Linked DNA regions of Homo sapiens: all the other regions are linked to region 3. The links are chromatin contacts, found by Hi-C or POLR2A ChIA-PET in ENCODE. All regions are on one chromosome and are shown on one strand. The core of a region is the stretch at or near the end of the contact, and the rest is flanking DNA. Distances in the headings are between cores, read along the strand shown.

Region 1 (4,212 bases), core at 360-2,859, 120 kb after region 3:
TTCTTTGGGCATCTGCTGAAAGAACATCACATGCCCACCTAAATAGGGTACGCCTCTCTGTATTCTATCATTAGGAGCAGCAGGACATCTGGGGATGAGAAGATGGAGAGATCATCCTTATATAATGTTGCAGTCTGGAAGCATCACTCTCAAAAAGGTAAGTTTTTAGGTTATTTTTAGTTTGGTTTACAATTAAAAAAAATCCTTCATTGAACTCTGACTCTGCAGATTCTAGAAAATAGAATATTGTGGGCAAGACTGGCTTCAGAAGTTTTATGGCTTAATAGAAAAAGAAGGTGGGCAGACCTGGTAAAAATCTTTGCAGGGTCATGCATGCCTCCCACGTCAAGTATTTGCCACTCTTATTATTATTTTTTTTTCCAGACAGGGTCCCGCTCTGTTGCCCAGGCTGGAGTGCAGTGGTGCGATCTCCGCTCACTGTAACCTCCACCTCCCAGGCCCAAGTGATCCTCCTAACTCAGCTTCCTGAGTAGCTGTGACCACAGGCATGTGCCATCATGCCCGGCTAATTTTTTGTATTTTTGGTAAAGATGGGGTTTTGCCACATTCCCTAGGCTGATCTCAAACTCCTGAGCTCAGGCAATCCACCCGCCTCAGCCTCCCGAAGTGCTGGGATTACAGGCATGAGCCACCATGCTCGGCCACTCTCATTTTTTTTAAACCAAAGAAATCAATCTTAAATCAATTTTGCACTTGATTTATGCACATCAATTTTGTTTGCTTCTTAAAGAGTATATGATTAGCTGTACAAGAGACTATAGGTTAAGAAAATCCTTAGTCTTGAGAAAAGCACTGAAGAGGAAGAAAAAGACACCAGGCCCCAAGACATCCACCAAAAATAGATCCAACTTACATTGTCTGGCAGGGCAAACAATCCCATCACAATCACATGCCAGCCCCTATATTCTGGCTGGTCCCCAGAATTTAGTCAAGATCAAAGTAAAATTTTTTGGTTTCTGGGGTGAGCCTTCATCCAGGTCAAAATATTCTGGAAGAAGGCTTGCCTGGCACCTGGAATTCCACACCCTTGAGCTCTCCTTTTCACGGAACAGCATTCGTCAGATTTACTGACAGCATAGCAGTGGCATAATTAACAAATAATCCAGTTTTCAGCTTCCCTGGCCTCCACCTGCTAGATACCAGGAGCACCTCCACTCCCACAGAAGTTGTGTCAACCAAAATGTCTCCAGATATTGCCAGATGTCCCCTGGAGGGCAAAATCAACCCTGGTTGACCACCACTGCAATAGTATTATTTGTATCAAATATATGAAACATAAAGATTGCTAAGGGAAATAAAGTAGACTATTTTAGATATCCAGTCTTAAAGGAAACCACTACTATCATCATTGGCCAAAAAAAGAAAAAAAAAAGAACAGTGCTAATAATTAGACATAAAATAATAAATGAAAACTATCATTGCTTTGAAATATTCCCTGGAGGAAATGAAACATCTGTGTAAATTTTATCCTTTCACGTGTGAAGATGACTGGGATAGCAGGTGTGGTAAAAGACATTGTTCCAAAGCCTGTTCTGTGGTTTGCTGATGAGAATATTCCCTGGCTTGGGCTACAGCTGCCATGTGCAGTCTCTCTATTGACAGTCTTTCTCAACCACTCCCGAAAATCCCCACATTGTTTGAACTCAAGTTTTGTAATTACAGAGATGTGGTTCTCAGAGCCAAAAATGAAGCTGCCTGGCTGGAGCAGCAGGATATAGAATAGGCCCTTGGGACTGGGAGATTATAACTTTTGTGGTTTCAAGTACTCATAAATGTGGTGGAGAGGGGTTTTGGAGTTGATCCACAACTCGTCAGAGGCCCTGCTATTTTTTCTACCCACAGCCATTGTAGAGAATCCAAGCCGAGTTTAAGAGTGCTGTGGAAATACACTGCTGCTACTGCTGTTTCTATTACTGTTTGATGCTGGGACTCTTATGCTCCAACCACGTTTTCACCCAGCTGAGTCGCCTTCGTATCACGCCTTTCCAGTGAGTAAGATCATCTAGATAGATTCTCCAAAAGAAATAACCCAGTAAGGGAGGGGCAACCAGCATGACCACAATGCTAGTTGTTGTGTGCGAATGGTAAACAGAATGAAATTATGAATGTGTGTGCGGGTCATTATATGCATGCAGACACATACATATGCATATGTAGTATAAATCTCCATAAATGCCTAAGGTGATGGCAGTGATGAGGGGCAGTTAAAAATGTTAAGCACAAATTGGAGCTGAGACACTGATCAGAGAAAAATTATCTGTAATACTGAGAAAGAGCCATCTGTCATGGCTGGAGGCTCAAGCAGAGAAGGGATAAGTGGAGAGGCCCCAGGAACAGATGGAGAGGCTTGAACCCCCACACAGAGCAGAGCGTCCAACAGCTGGGACTGATTAATCCAGACGGCCGACTATTACGTCATGTGTTGGATTACAACCAAATGAGTGGCTAAAAGCTCCTAGCAAGTTCAGGCCAACACGAAGTCGCTTCACAGATGGCATCCACCTTGGAATTCCGTGAGGGATGAAGACACTGCTCAGTCCTGCCTCATTGTCCTCTGTGGAAAGAGCAAGAGGAATGAGGATAGGCCTTTCCCACCCCTTTATTCTTCTTTATTCTCAGGGTAAATGGAAGTAGAGAAGGAGAGTAAGTGAGATTTTAAAGAAGCTTTTTGACCTGTGTCTTTGTTCTCTCCTTGCTCTCTAAATTACATGATAGAGGGAATAATAAGGAACTTTAATGTATGAAGTTCAGTCCAGTAAATTGATCCCATAGCCCAGCATGTGATAAACAGTTTCTGAATATTAACTTGATCTACTCGTGCTTCTTAGTAATCCCACAAACACTTTAAACAACATTTCAGAAGCACAGGTAATCCCACAAGCATTTCAGCAACATTTCAACTCAACACCTGTCCCCTCTCCAATGTTCCCTTCAAGTCAGAAACCTAACTTTGGGTACCCAACTCTACCGTCAATCAGTCACTGGGGCCTTATGGAATCAATGGAGTCTTGTAGATTCCATCTCCTTAGCATTGCTTGAAACGATCTTGACTTCTCTATTCTCATTGCTATTGCCTTAATTCTGACCTTCAGTAAGTCCTGCCTGGACCGTTACAATAGTTTCTTCTAAGCTATCTTCTGGTTTCTTTGCTCCAGTGCATTCTTTTCTTTTTTTTTTTTCTGCTGACACCCAGCACTTTATTAGTGGGGAAACTCGCCTTGGTCTGGCAGAGACTGGGATGGACAGGACCGGCGCCCATCTCGAGGGGGTATTTTCTGGAAGATCAGGTGTTCCTCCCTTGTAGGTTTAGAGGAAACACCCTCATAGATGAAAACCCCCCAGAGAGCAGCACTGCAACTGCCAAGCAGCCGGGGTAGGAGGGGCGCCCTAGGCACAGCTGGGCCCTTGAGACAGCAGGGCTTCGATGTCAGGCTCGATGTCAATGGTCTGGAAGCGGCGGCTGTACCTGCGTAGGGGCACACCGTCAGGGCCCACCAGGAACTTCTCAAAGTTCTAGGCAACATCGTTGCGACACACCGGAGACCAGGTGATGAGCTTGGGGTCGGTCATAAGCGCAGTGGCGTCGTCGCTGGGGGCTGGCAGGGCCTCCCGCAGGAAGGCAAAGAGAGTGTGCGCCCCCGCACCGTTCACCTCGCCCTTCTCGAAGAGCATGAAGTTGGGCTCGAACCCACCACCAGGTCGGACGTACTTGAGGGAATTCAGAATCTCTTCGTTCTTGGCGTTCTCCTGATGCCCAAACTGGTTGCACGGGAAGCCGAGCACCACCAGGCCCCGGGGTCCGAGGCGCCGCTGCAGCTCGTTCATCTGGGTGTAGTCCCGGACCGTGGAGCCTCAGAGGGACGCCACATTCTCTATAAGTAGTACCTTGCACCGCAGGGAGCCCAGGCTCACAGGCTCCCCGCCGGCCAGCGGGCGCGCCGAGAAGGCATACACCGACTGGGCCGCCGCCGCCGCTGGCCGAGCAGCACACATGGCGCAATTGTCCAAGAAGCCAGCGGAGCGCCCCGAACAAGCACTGTCTCCAGTGCATTCTTTTCACAGGGTCGGAGCCATGGGAAAACTTCCTCTTTGCCCTCTGAAGGTTCTCTGAAAATCACTGACAAGAGACAGATTAGATTAATAGGAGAAAACGCATACAAATTTATTTGAGATCATAGTTTTACGTGACAA
Region 2 (4,199 bases), core at 620-3,119, 110 kb before region 3:
ATTCGCAAGTCCCAGGGGCTTCAAGTCTGTGAACTACTGGTTCGTTTCCGAGGTGCTGTCTCTCCAGCCCTAGGGGAGTCTATGTTTTAAATGTTCCACAGACATTTGTGATGCCAGCTCAGTCTGGGGAAGCACTTAGCAAAGAAAGCCAAGACCCAGGAAGTTACACGGCATGGCCAAGTTCATAGTCATGTAGTGACCTAACCAAGGACTAGACACCCTGACTCCTGATTCTCACTTAGAACTCAGGCCTACTCTGTGCTTTCAGCCTGTGAGGAGTCCAGCTTCTGAGAGCTTTTCCATCTCTAAACTCTCATTAATATTTACTATGCTCTTTATCATTCCTTTGAGCTCCAAACCAAGTTCTGCCTTGCCTTTCTCATTAACTTTTCTTGAGATTCAAGCTGGGGCAGGGTGTGGCCTCCTAGTACAAGGCATGCTGTCAATGTTTGTCTTCTATGAGCTCTTTGAGCAAAGCAGCTATCCCAACTCCCACTTTCCCACCCTGCTCCCGTCCTTATCACAGCAGTGAGCAGTTTGTTTGCCTATCTTTCCCCCTCTAGTTGAGAACAGAAGGCTTACTTAATATTAACAGAATGAATTGAATACACCTGTCTGTCAGTCTGCTTTAATTATAATTTTTCTTTAATATTTTGAGTATAATATTTATATTTAAAAAGTTTTTATGTGACATCATGACAACTGTGACTTGTAAATATTTTTTGGAGAGAGTTTTTTCTTAAAATTCTTTTTTTACTTTTAAATTTATTTACTTAAATTGACAAATAAAATCGTATATATTTATCATTTACAACACGTTGTTTTAAAATATGTATATATCATGGAATGGCTAAGTCGAGACAATTAATATTTATTACCTCACATTCTTATAATTTTTTTTTGTGGTGAAAACACTTAAATCTACTCTCTTAGCACTTTTCAAGAATATGGCAAGGCACAGTGGCTCATGCCTGTAATCCCAGCACTTCAGGAGGCCAAGGCAAGGAGGATCACTTGGACTCAGGAATTTGAGACCAGCCTGAGCAACACAGCAAGACCTTGTCTCTATCATAATATATAAAATTTTTAAAAGAAGAATATGGGAATTTCAAAAATTGAAGTAAAATTTACATAACACAAAATTAACCACTTTAAAGTATACAATTCAGTGACTTTCAGCATATTCTTTTAGCACTTTTGGCACATAATGAAAAGTTCCAGAACTTTTTCATTGCCCCAAAAGGAAGCACCATTTTCCTTAGTGGTCATTCCTCACTGCCCTCTACCTCCAGCCTCTGGCCATCAACAATCTGCTTTCTCTTTCCATGGATTTGCTTTTTCTGGACATTTCCTATAAATGGAATCGTACAATGTGTGGCCTTTTGTGTCTGGCTTCTTTCACTTAGCATAATTCTTTCAGGTTAATTTGTGCTACAGTGTTTATCAGTACTGCTTTACTTTTTATGGCTGAATAATTTTCCATTGTATGGATAGACCATATTTTGTTTATCCATTCATCCACTGATAAATATTTGGGTTGTTTCTACCTCTTGGCTATGGTGAATGGTGCTACTATGCACATGCATGTACAAGTATTTGTTTCTGTCCCTACTTTCAATTCTTTTGGTAGCCTACACAATTTTAAACATAGGGTGGATACATGTTTTGGTGGGTAATAAGGGACAGTAGGCACCTATTTCACCAGAGGGGTGGCCCCCAAATGGACAATACAGTGTCATGCTTACCTTCACAAGCATAGTCACAAGTTTTGTCCTCTTTTGGAGTCTCACATCATTATTCTTTTGTAAAAGCCCACATAGCTATAGTAGAGAAGTTGCGGGGACTCTAACTCAAAGGTGGGGACCCAGAGCAGCTTTCAATTTACGTGAGTGACTCATTCCTGATGAAGGACTTCCACATAACTAGTACAGTGTCAAGGGAAGGGTTTTTTGCTTCCTCTACTTAATTATAACTTTCAGTTTTTTAGGAAGGAGAAAAAGATTATTATTAGTGTGAAAAAGCACCAGATATTAGATAGCGGCTCAGAAAATATGTTCTGAGGATAGTTTTCCTGACTGAGAAAATGAATTTCCATTTAACATGACTGTTAACTGAAGAATTCCAGTCTTAGGCTCATATACCCAGCTGTGGTAAATAAAAATTTCCCTAGTTTTGGGGTGTGTAAAGAAAACACGGCTTGTCTCCAGTGGCTACCAAAAGGAAACAAACACAAAAAGAAATGGAAGCTGTGAAATGCTAACATCTCTTCAGAGACTTGGAGCCATTTCCAGAACCCTGGGCTTCTCTTTGTAGTCTGGTTGCTATGGCTCTGTCTTCGTTACTGCAAAATACTGTCTGATATACTCTGGTAAGTGGTTACATGAAAGAGTCGATAACCACAGAGGTGCTGGCAGATCCCTATCTTTCAAGCTCTCCTCTCAGCCTGAAGCTTTCTGACGAAGTCTTTCCTCCCAGCTTCTCATTGCTTCTGGAGCTGCCAGTAATTAAAGAGACACAGGAAGAAATAAAAGAAAATGCCACTCACAAGGAATCAAAGAAAACAACACTCAGAACACATCAGCCAGTTCTCTGCTGAAGCTCTCAGGGGCTCTGTGTGGCAGGAATACCAAGCTGAAGGTGGGCTGAATTTTGATTTAAAAGGAGAAGGGTAGACCTTGCAAATATTCTGCCTGGATAGTACACATTGTGGGTTAAGATGTGTCAGTGAGAGTCTCCAGTCTTCAGATGCAAGTTGAGCTCGTTATGATCGACGTGAATCTGCATGTTAAAAGGAGACTCGTTGCTGTGGGCAGTAATGCAGGGAGCTTCTTGAAATTGCCTTTGCGAGAAAAGTTGTAACGGTGAGCTGAGCTAACCCACCCCACAGTTTGCCTTTCCTTTAATTATTCCTGGGCTTTTGGGCCAAGCTGATTTTGAGAGACATTTAGGCTGCAGTTTAAATGATAAAAAGCCTCCCGTAAAACTCAATCGCTTTTGTAACGCTAATGGAAGGCCATCAGGCTGCGGGGAGGAGAGCAGCCTGGGTTCTGCTAAGATGCAAACATGAACAATTGCCAGCCATTATTCCAGAGGTTATAAGATATGCAATTTCCCCAATTACTCCTACAAATAACATCACTATTGTAGAACTTAAGATTGGCCTTTTGAGATATCTTTTCAGGCTTTTTGTATGTCTGACACCCATGGCTCCACCTGGACCCTCCAACTCTGCTCCTGTGGTCCCACCCAGAAGCAATTCAGCACACAGGAGAACAGGTGCAACTGGCTATGATTTCATCTCTGCACCAACCAACCAGCTGCAAGCCTAGCCACCCCCACCCCTTCCCCCAAAGATGCCTTTGAGAAACGCCTAACTTGTGAGCTTTGGAGAATGATTTGAGTACTAACTCCATCTCCCATGTGGTGTGGCCAGCCTGTCTATTAAACTCTTCCTTTGCTACAATACCATGGTCTTTCTTTGTGTAGGGGGCAGGAAAGAACCCCTTGGGCCATTACATTCTAAGAAAACATTAAGAGTATCATGGCTAACCACTTTCTTCTCTCTGCAGCCCCTCCTCATCTATGAATGGATCTGTGACCATTTCTGCTTTGGCCTCCTTCTGAAACCACCTTTGCAAACATCATGACAGTGACAGAAGTCTAGCATGGCTGGCTCCATCTTGCTTCTAGCCTCACAATCTGGCTATTCTTGCTCATTCCTGGGCATAGGCCAAGCTAACCGTGGGAGGAATTTAGTTTACAGTTTAACATTGAAGCAAGGATGATAATAGTTCCTCCCAGAACCCCTCCTTGTTCAGGGACTAAAACTACCTTTGTAAAACTAATGAAGGGCCACAAGATTAGGATTATGGGAGGGGCCTGAATTCTGCTGAGATGTAGGTGTAAACGATAACCAGCCATTGTTCCCTAACTTGCTTTCTATTTTATTTTTATTTTTTAAAGAGACAGGGTCTCACTATATTGCTCAGGCTGGCCTTGAACTGCTGAGTTCAAGAGATCCTCCCACCTCAGCCTCCCAAAGTGTTGGAATTACAGATGTAAGCCACCATGCCCAGCCTCCTAGCTTGCTTCTGTAATCCCTTACTACTCAGGAGTCATGTGGCAGAAATTATAAGATTTGTGACTTCCCCAATTGCTCCCGTAGATAACATCACTAGTGTAAAACCTAAGATTGGTCT
Region 3 (4,416 bases), core at 1,652-4,151:
ATTAAACCAAACCATTTCCTATACAGCAGAGAAAGACACTCTCCTGTCTTCACTCCCCACTCCACCTCCGCCAGTTTCCTTTCCCTAAAGTGAGATTTTAGAAATACATACTTACAGGCAGTAAAACCAGGGAATTTGTAAAACTTTTAAGCTTGATTGTAGTCTAGACATAATATGTGTTATGTTTTTTTAAAATCAGGCTTGTATTAGGGTCAAATGATATGTGTAGTCCATAGATTAGGTATTCAAGGATAATACAAATGAAATATTCTAGGCAGTCATTACACTCATTAGACACTTGCCACTCAAAGTGTGCTCCATAGCTTTCTTCCTTAAATCTACACTCAACATACTTCACCAGCCAGGCTAGAGGATGCAACTCTATGATTATTTTAAGTTTACTTCATAATCTTGCGATTTCACCTGAAGCAAAGATACCAGCTTTTCTCTCAACAGCCAAATCTCCCACACTCTCATTTTCGATAGTCACAGCAGGAGTTTGAGTTTCTCTTTCTAGAAGGATCTCTGGCTGGGACTTGCTGTTCCTGTACAGCTTTTAGAACCTCATGCATGCACTTCTATTTAAAAGTTGTCTGTCTACAAATGCTTAAGAGAGCAGACAATCTGGTTTATCCTTCCCTTTTAGGTAGTTTGTGCTGGAAAGAAATTTCTATGTTTTTGTGACAAGAGGAGACAAGACCCTACAAAAAGAAGGCATGATAGAAGATAGGTTGGGAACAAGGTCAGTATTCAGCTCGTAAGCACCAGCATGTCTGACTGGATGATAAAATATTGAAGTACAGGACTTCAGTGCCGGTTAGGCAATGAACACTGCCCTGAGCCACCTGGGGGCCCCCTCTGCATGACTCAGCATGCATGGCCTAGCAGGGTTCTTCAGGACAGCTTAACTCAAGGGCCATGATATTCTATGTGTTCTCATTTTGTGTCCCACACTTGGTGAATCCTGGAGTAGTTTATGCTTAGGAGTCAAAAGACCCGGGTTTTATCTGGCTCCACTGTTTGCACACCTCATCACAAGGTCTTAGTTTCTTCACCTACAAAACATAAAGTAACTGTTAAATCAACTGTTTCTAAAGTGTCTTGTGCCATAACAATAAAAGCTACTGTAGCTTTTGAGTTTCTTGTCCAGTTATAATAATGGGCTCTCACATCTTCTATCTGCTAAGGTGCTTTCTTGTCCCTTAGGCCTATGGAGTTGCCCAGAAAATTCAGCTATAGTTTTGTAGCTAGCATAGAGGATTGGGAGGTTGAGGCTTCCTCTTCAGGGGTGGTTGTGGTTGTGGTTGTTGTAGGGATGTTTAACTCTTTGTCACACATCTCATTTTGGAAATACATTTTCAAACATGCTGCACATTTGCCCATCTTCTCAAAGAAGGTGTCAAGCATTGTTTCATCTGCTGTGTCTCAAGGCACACATCATGATCATCAAACATTGCCGTCTTTCCCTGGTGTTGGTCTCCGTTTAGGATTGCGAGACAAAATGAGTATGTCCAAAGCATACTTAGTTAAAAATTATTCACTATTTATGTGAAATTCAAACTTAACTGGGTTTCCTGCTAAATCAAGCTAGTCTAAGTCTCCGCTAGCCTCTTCCATTTCTAATGTGTTGCCTCTAATCTGTGGCAGGGTGGGGTTGAAAATGGAGCTCGAAATTATAGAGTTGCCAAGAGTATAAAGTTCTCAATTCTTTTCCATTTACACTCACTTCTCTATAGCTTCAAATATTATCTGTCTTCTTACCAAACCTATTTTCCCAACTCCTCTCCCCTGAGTTCTAGGACTCTTGGACCCAGTAACCTCCTCACCCTGATGAGCTGGCAATTGAGATCTCAAACCTGGATTCTTTTTTTTTTTTTTTGGAGTAAGTCTCACTCTGCTGCTCAGGCTGGAGTGCAGTGGTGCAATCTTGGCTCATTGGCTCACTGCAACATCTGCCTCTTGGGTTCAAGTGATTCTCCTGCCTCAGCCTCCCGAGTAGCTGGAATTACAGGTGTGTGCCACCACACCCAGCTAATTTTTGTATTTTTAGTAGAGATGGGGTTTCACCATATTGGCCAGGCTGGTCTCAAACTCCTGGCCTCAAATGATCTTCCCACCTTGGCCTCCCAAAGTGCTGGGATTACAGGTGTGAGCCACTGTGCCCCGTCCAAAGCAGGATTCTTGATTCTCCCTACCTCTCCAAGAATTCCCCCATTCCACCAGTTTCTCCTGCTATATTCTACATGTCAGTACGTAGTACTGAGCACCAACAATCTAAGAGCCATCTTGGATGCTGATCTGTTTTGTCCACATATTTTCTAGTCCATCAACTTGTTCTGGTGGCTTGTAGCTCTCTCTCCAAACATTTCTCCAATGCCTCCTTTCTTCTCCATTCCTACTGCTAAAATCCCACTCTATGCCATTATCCCCTCTTTCCTGGACTAATACCATGAATTGAGCAAGTCTCTTGGAATACCTTCTTGTCTCCTTTCTCCCTGCAAGCAGCAGCCAAGGGACCGTCTCAAAGCAGCAATCAGATCACATCACAAGCCCCCTCCCTCATCTCATTGTTTCACACATTTAAAGCCCTACAGCAGTTCCCTGTTGAAACTATCGGCTAGAAGTTGATAAGTTTGTAACAAAGGTTCTGAAATGGGAGTAATTTTGTCCCCCAGGGGACATTTGGCAATGTTTAGAGACATCTTTGGTTGTCACCACTTGGAGGTGATACTGGCATCTAGTGGGTAGGGCCCAAGGATGCTGCTAAACATTCTCCAATGCCCAGGACAGGCCCCCACAACTAAGAATGGCCAGCCCCGAATGTCACCGAGAAGCTCCAGCCTAAAGTGAGCAGTATCACAGTGTTTAAGATGAAAGAGTCAGGGACTCTGCCCCCAGCTCTAGCTGGAAAGTTCTTGTGCCAACAAGCCACTCATCTGCATTAATGAACATCTTCATTCAACTGCTCCCTTCAGCTGTTGCTAGGCAGGACCTTGATAGAGATGCAACAGAGAGAAGCTGAGCTGTGCTGAGAGGCTTGTACATTCTCACCAAGAAGCATAACTAGGGTGCTTGGAGTTGACATAACCCTGAGCAAATCATACCCTCATTAAAGAATAATCCAATTTAAAAAGAAAGTCTTGTGTACTCATGGGTTGTTTTTCCAAAGTTCTCAGAGGACAGATCATGAAAGCTTTGAACCACCAGACTGTACATGGCTGCCCAGTGAATTTGCAGAAAACAAAGGCCTCTGATTTTTTTTCCTCCAAGCTGTTAGTCTTAAGTGAAACAGGGTAAGAAAGTTCTGTTTATTATCTTTTGACAATTAAAGGATGACATAGGCAATGTGTTTTGATCTCTCACAAAAACTATGAAATTTTATTTCTTCTGGCGAAACATCTTTTCCAACAACATTCAACAAATTAACAAGAGCAACTTCAGAATGTGTGTTTTTTCCACCTAAAAATGCAAAAACAACTGTTCTTTTTGGCTTTATTAAGCTAAACAGACTTGATATAAGTCTAGCCTTTCCTGCTACTGAATAATCTCATGTAATATGAATACAGCCACCGAAGAGCTAATAATTGCTAATTATATCCCTCAACTAGATTTCCTGTTAACCATTTTTAACTTGGGTTTCCCCAGTGGGTAGGAAGCATTCTACGGTGTGGTTTACCAGAGAAGCCCTCTGAAATCCCCTTTCGTTTGATAGGGTAAAGCCAAAACCTATCTTTGCCTGACAGGTTCCTATATATACACACATATACATATACATATACATATACATATACATATACATATACATATACATATACATATACATAATGTATATGTATACATAACATTTATAAATATATGTTAATATTTATAAATATTATATATATAATTTCAACTTTTAGATTCATGGAGTACATGTGTAGGTTTGTTACATGGCGTATTACATAATAGTGAGGTTTGGGATGTGAATGATCTGATCCCTTCACCCGGGTGGTGAACATAGGACCCAACAGTTAGTTTTTCAACGCTAGCCCCTCTCCCTCCCTCTGTCATCTAGTAGTCCCCAGTGTCTATTGTTTCCATATTTAGGTGTCTGACAGGTTTCAAGAGCCCTGCAGTGACAAATAGACTAAGTAAAAGACAGGGACATGGTTTTGGCAGAAGACTGCATGAGAGACACAAAATGGATGTTCATAGGAGTCAGATATGTTGAGGGCTTAAGAATAGGATATTTTGGACTATCTTTATGCCAGTAGCTCTCAACTCTGGCTTCATATTAGAATCACTTGGAGATCTCTTTAAAAAGCACCAAAACCTGGGTTGGGCCCCAATCTCAGAGTTTCTGATTTAGTTGGCCTGGGGAATGACCAGGGCATAGGGATTTTTTAAAGTTTCCCAAGTGACTCTAATGAACATTGA

Evidence for each region. A loop is a pair of places that touch in the nucleus more often than their neighbours do. ChIA-PET counts read pairs that join two places held with the same protein, here RNA polymerase II (POLR2A). Pooled maps may share reads with other maps.
Region 1: a pooled map shows a loop between it and region 3 (4-fold over the local background). The contact joins two enhancer-like sites. A Hi-C loop is called at or near these places in 1 of 168 maps with a recorded cell type or tissue (GM12878), 1 of 37 single-sample maps with no recorded cell type and 8 of 50 pooled maps. POLR2A ChIA-PET finds 5 or more read pairs at or near these places in 1 of 52 experiments (BJ).
Region 2: a loop to region 3 is called in a pooled map, with 7 times the contacts of the local background. The contact joins two enhancer-like sites. A Hi-C loop is called at or near these places in 1 of 37 single-sample maps with no recorded cell type and 9 of 50 pooled maps. POLR2A ChIA-PET finds 5 or more read pairs at or near these places in 1 of 52 experiments (CD4-positive, alpha-beta T cell).

The regions. Positions count from the first base shown.
Region 1 is chrX:13,375,327-13,379,538 of GRCh38, forward strand. It overlaps the pseudogene GPX1P1. Among named protein-coding and RNA genes, the nearest start is that of LINC01203, 42 kb to the left of the region's middle. Within about 2 kb of position 1,610, at least 8 of the 41 ENCODE cell types and tissues checked have a DNase peak (open chromatin) inside an H3K27ac peak, as active enhancers do.
Region 2 is chrX:13,149,707-13,153,905 of GRCh38, forward strand. No RefSeq gene overlaps it. Among named protein-coding and RNA genes, the nearest start is that of FAM9C, 110 kb to the left of the region's middle. RefSeq lists an enhancer at 2,680-3,279. Within about 2 kb of position 1,870, at least 3 of the 41 ENCODE cell types and tissues checked have a DNase peak (open chromatin) inside an H3K27ac peak, as active enhancers do.
Region 3 is chrX:13,253,775-13,258,190 of GRCh38, forward strand. No RefSeq gene overlaps it. Among named protein-coding and RNA genes, the nearest start is that of LINC02154, 47 kb to the right of the region's middle. RefSeq lists enhancers at 539-658, 3,589-3,638. Within about 2 kb of position 2,902, at least 2 of the 41 ENCODE cell types and tissues checked have a DNase peak (open chromatin) inside an H3K27ac peak, as active enhancers do.